Linked DNA regions of Homo sapiens: region 1 is linked to region 2. A link is a contact called in ENCODE POLR2A ChIA-PET data. All regions are on one chromosome and are shown on one strand. The core of a region is the stretch at or near the end of the contact, and the rest is flanking DNA. Distances in the headings are between cores, read along the strand shown. Region 1 holds the start of ATP2C2 (ATPase secretory pathway Ca2+ transporting 2). Region 2 overlaps MBTPS1 (membrane bound transcription factor peptidase, site 1).

The links. ChIA-PET counts read pairs that join two places held with the same protein, here RNA polymerase II (POLR2A).
Region 1: POLR2A ChIA-PET joins it to region 2 with 10 read pairs in activated T-cell. The contact joins the promoter of ATP2C2 here to the enhancer-like site in region 2. POLR2A ChIA-PET finds 5 or more read pairs at or near these places in 3 of 52 experiments (Panc1, activated T-cell and activated naive CD4-positive, alpha-beta T cell).

Annotation. Positions count from the first base shown.
Region 1 is chr16:84,367,146-84,369,845 of GRCh38, forward strand. ATP2C2 (ATPase secretory pathway Ca2+ transporting 2) reads left to right here and starts at 1,393. Exons shown (of 27, transcript NM_014861.4): 1 at 1,393-1,569. The coding sequence starts at 1,471.
Region 2 is chr16:84,054,354-84,057,314 of GRCh38, forward strand. It overlaps MBTPS1 (membrane bound transcription factor peptidase, site 1), which reads right to left. Exons shown (of 23, transcript NM_003791.4): 22 at 1,652-1,782; 23 at 1-292. The coding sequence ends at 96. Among named protein-coding and RNA genes, the nearest start is that of SLC38A8, 13 kb to the left of the region's middle. RefSeq lists enhancers at 887-1,480, 1,481-2,073. Within about 2 kb of position 1,251, at least 5 of the 41 ENCODE cell types and tissues checked have a DNase peak (open chromatin) inside an H3K27ac peak, as active enhancers do.

The DNA of each region.
Region 1 (2,700 bases), core at 143-2,642, 310 kb after region 2:
GAGGTGAAGAAAATTGCCCAAGGTCGGAAAGGAACATTCCTGGGATTCAAATCTGGACTCACTCACATCAGAGGTTTGCTGTTACCATTATTCCTGCACCTTTGTTGAAACTGGGGAGTGGGGCCAGGCTGATACCGTAGCCTTTGTTTCCTTGAAAGAGGAAGATGCAGGAGATACAAGAAGGGGCACTGGAACTGCCCTGCAGGTTTTCGTGGCCTGGAGTCAACCCTCGGGAGCAATTGAGGTAGGTGGCAAATATTTGCTCAAAAGGGGTGGCTGAATTTCGTGGACAAATGCAGAGGGCACCTCCTGTAGCCCGTGAGTAACTTCCCTGTAGAGATGAGGAAGCCAGCGGAAAGGCGGGTGGCACGGACTTCCCCAGAGCTCCCCCTCTGCTAAGTGGTGGGTCTAGTTACGGATCTAGTCCTACCTGAAGCCAAAGAAAGCCCTGGAACTTCAAAGCACCCACTTGGCTGCTGGCAACTGTCTACACTGCGTATGGACTCACATACTTTGGGAGCCATTTGAGCCCAGCACCTTCTGATGATGAAGAGGAGGAGGATGGTGTCATGGGGACACCAGCACATTCTCTACTCCAAGCCCTGCTCGAGACCTTCCTGTACAGCACTGTCCGCTGGGGCCTCTCCATGTCACTGTGAAGGAGGCGCTATCGTGGTGGCCATTCTGCAGAGCAGTAAACCAAGGCGCTAAAAATATAAGAAACCTGCTCAGGTCCCACGACGAGCAAGAGCGGCGCTCATCCTGCAGACGAGGACAGGGGCCCTGACCATCCGAGACCATGCAGGCGCCAAAGGCAGCAGGGCTCTCAGTCGCTCCTGTTCCTGGACTCACTCCCAGGGCCCTGGAGGTGGGGGTCTTAGCCTTCTGCTGCTCCCCGCTCAATGACAGGCTAGGTTGCCGAGGCTCAGAAAGGCCACGTGACCCGTCCAGAGTGCACAGCCGCAGGTGTGAGTCTGACTGAGCTCCAGCCACCTCGCTCCCGGCGCCTTAGAGCCGCCCACCCTGGGTTCCTCAAGAGGATCACCTGGGGCTCGTTAAAAACCCAGCTCCCGGCGGCTCCAAACCGTGACTGGGCAGGGAGGGGTCTGGGAATCCGGATTTTAAACCAGCATTTGCTCCTCCACCTCCCCCACTCCAGGTGATTCTTAGGATCTGTAAGTTTGGGAAACAGCCCAAGCCCTGAGGCGACGCAGCCTCTCCCTGGGCCTTTCATGGCCAGCCGGCGCTGTCCCCAGAGCCCCTGGGGTCCCAGGCGAGCTCGCGGGGCGGGGCCGGGTGAGCCGGCACCTCCCTGTGCGCAGCCCCGCCCCAGGGGCGGGGCCTCACCTGCCGCGGGCAGGTAGACAGCTACCTGGTAACCGGGTCCGGCCCAGGAGGCTTGGGCGCGCGCAGCCATCCCGGGCCTCGCCGGGGACCTAGGGACGCAGGCAACGCCTGCGCCCGCTCACCATGGTCGAGGGACGCGTCTCCGAGTTCCTGAAGAAACTCGGCTTCTCGGGCGGGGGCCGCCAGTACCAGGCGCTGGAGAAGGACGAAGAGGAAGCCTTGGTGAGTCCCCGCGACTCCGCGCCGGGCGTGCGACCCGACCCCCCATCCCCTCCGTCGTAACCGTCCCCGGCCCGAGACCCCGCGTTCGCGCTGCGATCCGCGAACTCGCCCTCCTCCCCTGGCTCTGGAAAGAAGCTGTCCTCACAGCAACCGCGCTCTCATCTGCGCTCTGGCGCGGGGAGCTCAGCATGGAACCCTCACGTGAACCCATTTTGTGGTTGAGAAACTGAGGCCGAGAGTGGTTAAGTATATTCCCTAAGGGGCACGGAGCTAGGAAGTGACCTGGCTGGGAACTTAACCTAGGTTTCTCTGACTCCAGAGAATTAAAATTCCTGGGTCTCCAGACTTGGGCTGCTTTATGGATTTTTAAAACTTAAATTGGAAAATAAAATTAGAGGGATGCAAAAAACAAAAGATTGCTGAAATGTTGTAGCAATAATAGAAAGCAAAGTTGGAGCTGAGGGACCTCCCAGCCTCACTTCCTACAGTCAGGTACTTTTAGAAAGTCACTCAGAGCTGTATGCCTGCTTTGCAACCTTCAGGGACCCTCTGGGATAAAGCAGCAGGGTGCCAGGGCAGGGCGGTTCATGAGGGAACGAAGTGGCAAAGCTGTCAAATAAAGCCCCTCCTGTTCCTTGGATTCTTGGAAGCCAGGGGTGAAGCCAGGCTTGAGGGTGACCCAACACCCTTCTTTTTAGCTTCGCAAACAGAACTCGTTGCATGCTTTAAGGTCAGGGGGGCACTGAATTTCTGCAGAAGCGTTTCTCTGCACGCCAGAGGGTCGTTGCACTTTTTTTTTTTTCATTTACGCTTAAGCAGTCGTTCAAAAGTAACATTTCTGAACGAGTCCCCTGGGTTGCTAATTAGAAATATGACTTGGCGATGGCCTTTTGACCAGTGAAAGGAAACTTCAAAGGTAAACTTACCTTTTAATTAAAAAAAGAAATTAGCTGAAAAAATATTTGACTTAAAATTTTATTTTTTTCTCCCAAAGAATACTAATGGTCAAAACATTTTGTTTGTGAGATTAAGTATTCGTGCTTTTTTAAAAATAGTGTTTTGTGCTTTTTTAAAAATAGTGTTTTATACATCCCTGTTGATGTAAGAATTCTGGTCTTAGGGTGGTAGGCC
Region 2 (2,961 bases), core at 1-2,500:
ATCCCTTTTAAACCAGCCGCCACCACAGCTCGGCTCACCCACCAGCGCCGTCCGTGAAGGCTCTCTCTGGCCCTCACGGTCAGCCAGGCTGCCGGTCACACCGAAGGGGTCTTTGGCGGGTGAACCTGCTGCATGAGCTGCGGGCGCTTCACCCTGGGCTTCCTCCGCTTCGGCCTGCTCTTGGCCTTGTTGATTTGTACCACAAAGAAGGCCAGGACCACCATGGCTCCCAGGAAGGCAAAGACAGGAATGGTCTGGCCCACCTCCTGGTTGTAGCGGCCAGGCATGATCCCTGTAAGAGGACAGCCGGTTGAACAGGCAGGAACGCCACAGAGCTACCATGACGGCCTTTTTCTATGACGGCTGGATTCATCAGAAACTAAATGCGAGCTAATTTCACTAGCTGGGCTTGCAGGGCATACATCATTTTTAAGCCTTAGCTAAAGTAACCCAGGCTATTAATAAAGAGTGGATGAGAGCAAAGAGCAGCCACTTCCTGTGGGGTGGAGGCTCGGTGGATCTCTGCTGCCCTTCCTCCCTGGGATCCCCGCAGACGGATGATCAGGCCCAGCTATGCTTCTGTCACAACCTACCGAAGGGAGGCCCAGAGGCGCTCTGTGTTTCTCTAAACACAAGGGAAGATGGGCACGTCTCTATCCAGGGGAGAAGGAGGGGCCTGTGGTTCCAGCTGAGTGGGAGGAGGAGAAAGGGGGCGTGGCGGAAGAAGCACCGCTGGCAGTGCCCCGCCTCTGGGAAAGCCCTTCATGGAGGGGACGTGTGGCTGAAAGCCAGGAGAGGCCATCAGAGGACCCTGGTTCAGAATGTCAATACGACTGGGCAAGGCCAAGGGCTCTGGAATTTACCTTCAGCGCACCCCGTGACCTATGCGCAAGGCCCTCAGGACCCTGGCACCACCACGTGGTGTCCAGGGCTGGACTGCACAGACAGGGGTGCCCCTTCCTGATCCCATTTCTGGACAATTCCTGGAACCCAGAGAAACTCCTCTTGGTAGCTATAAACTCTTTGGAAGAGTACAGGGGACTCTAGAGCAAAAGAACTGCCCAGGCTCGGCTGGAAAGGCCTGGTACCAATTGCCTTGGGTAGTGGAGAAGAACCTGCCCTAGGCAGTCTATGTAGCCAGTCAGGATCCCTGGAGAGACAGACAGGATGAGACCACCTAAGGGACACACCCCAGCTCAGTCAAGTCCCTCCCAGGGGGGCAGGGCAGAGAACTGAAGGGGCCTTCTGGGCTGAGGGCTGGGAGCCAGGGCGGCTGCTGCCATTGGCTGGGACCCAAACCAGCAGACAGGCATCCTGTAAGGGACGTTAATAGGTGGCTGGCAGAACTTTCATAAAGAGCGTGCAAGTTACTTTGAACATGTTTAAGTAGATCACCCAGCCGTTGTAAAATAAATTCAAATGTGAAAATCTAGGTAGCATTTTCTAAGGGAAACAACAATCTCTTAATCTGTCAGGCCTGCCCTTGCTCATGCTGGTTTGTGCCACAAAAGAAGCCAAGAGCCAAGGCCACCACAGCTCCCAGGAAGGCAGAGACAGGGAGAGTCTGGCCCGCCTCCTGGGGAGGGAGGGAGACTCCTTTGAACAAAATACAGGATGACTGAGCACAATCACAAAGCAGCCGAGAACTCACCTCCAGGAATGTCCCAGGCGCCGCTCTCTCCAGGGGACAAGGGCCTCACTTGAGGGCGATTCGATCGAAAGTTGGGTAACACCACCTTGTCCAGGTCAATGGAGAGTAGCTTCTGATGTTTCCAAAGGTTACTTCAGGAAAATGGATTAAAACAAAACAAAAATAAGCCATTGTACTAGTCTAGGTACTAGTCTAGGAAGTTCAACTGAAACTCAAGACAGAGCAAGTGATCTACGGGGAGATGTGAAATGCCATTTGCGTCCACGGCCACCTAAATGCCACTGACAGCAACTATGGTGGCCGTTTCCACGTCCCGAGGGAGAAAGATCAAAATCAAGTCCCTGTTCATGAGATTCTACTGAGTTTACAATATGACCAGCAGGAGCCTGTTTTTGCATAAAGCTAAACATGACCAAGCGCCTCGGGAGGACACTCCAAGCGAGGCCCTGGAAGGAGCCTGTCAGGGGGAGGAGCTGAAGCCTGCTGAGTGGACCTGAGCCTGGGGCTATCGAGGTCCTCTCCCTAAGGCCTGGAGCAGTCGGAGGCAATGGTGATTCCAGAACCACTGCATATAAGGAAGTGGGCAAACTGGTGCCGGGAACCAGACAGCATCTTTGTCTCTGAAGAAACCACTGTCTCCAGGGAGAATACGAAACATACAAGGAACCAACAGTGGGAGAGAGTCTGAGCAGCAAAACGTGGGGTCCCCATCTGCCTTGCCTGCAGGCGGGGGACGATCAAATGAACGTGTGCGATTCCTGCACTCTGTGGTGCACAGTATCATTATTAACTCTGGGATCTGAAAAACTCGTTCAGGCCAATACAACTTAGACCCGAAGAAGACAGAGAGGTTGATACGCTGGCAACAGCAGCACAGAGCTTGGGAGGACACCGGAGCTAGAGCGAAGAGCGCGATGGGAAAAACACTACTCTGGCTTAAGTGAGGGGGAAGAATACAGTAAGTTTGCAAATTAAAATTTCTCTATTTTTCTGTTATTTATTCATTTGGAAACTGTCAGCCTGTCTCTTTCACTTTGGGCAAGTGAAAGCAAAGACGTCCAGTCCTATCAGCAATTAGGCTGAAAGTCAACGCCAAGCTGGCGGGCAAGGGCTGGTCTGAGTAGAGGTTCCCTAGGCAGGCAAGAGAGAGACTCCCACTCGATACTCCCAGCTCGGCAACTGCCTGAATGCCAATGAGCACTCATTATAACCCGCCCTATTTTATAGGATTTAATTTTACACTTCAGGCTTAATCAGTCTGAAAGTTAAACTGACAGTGTTAAGTTACGGAATCAATGACATTTAGGCTT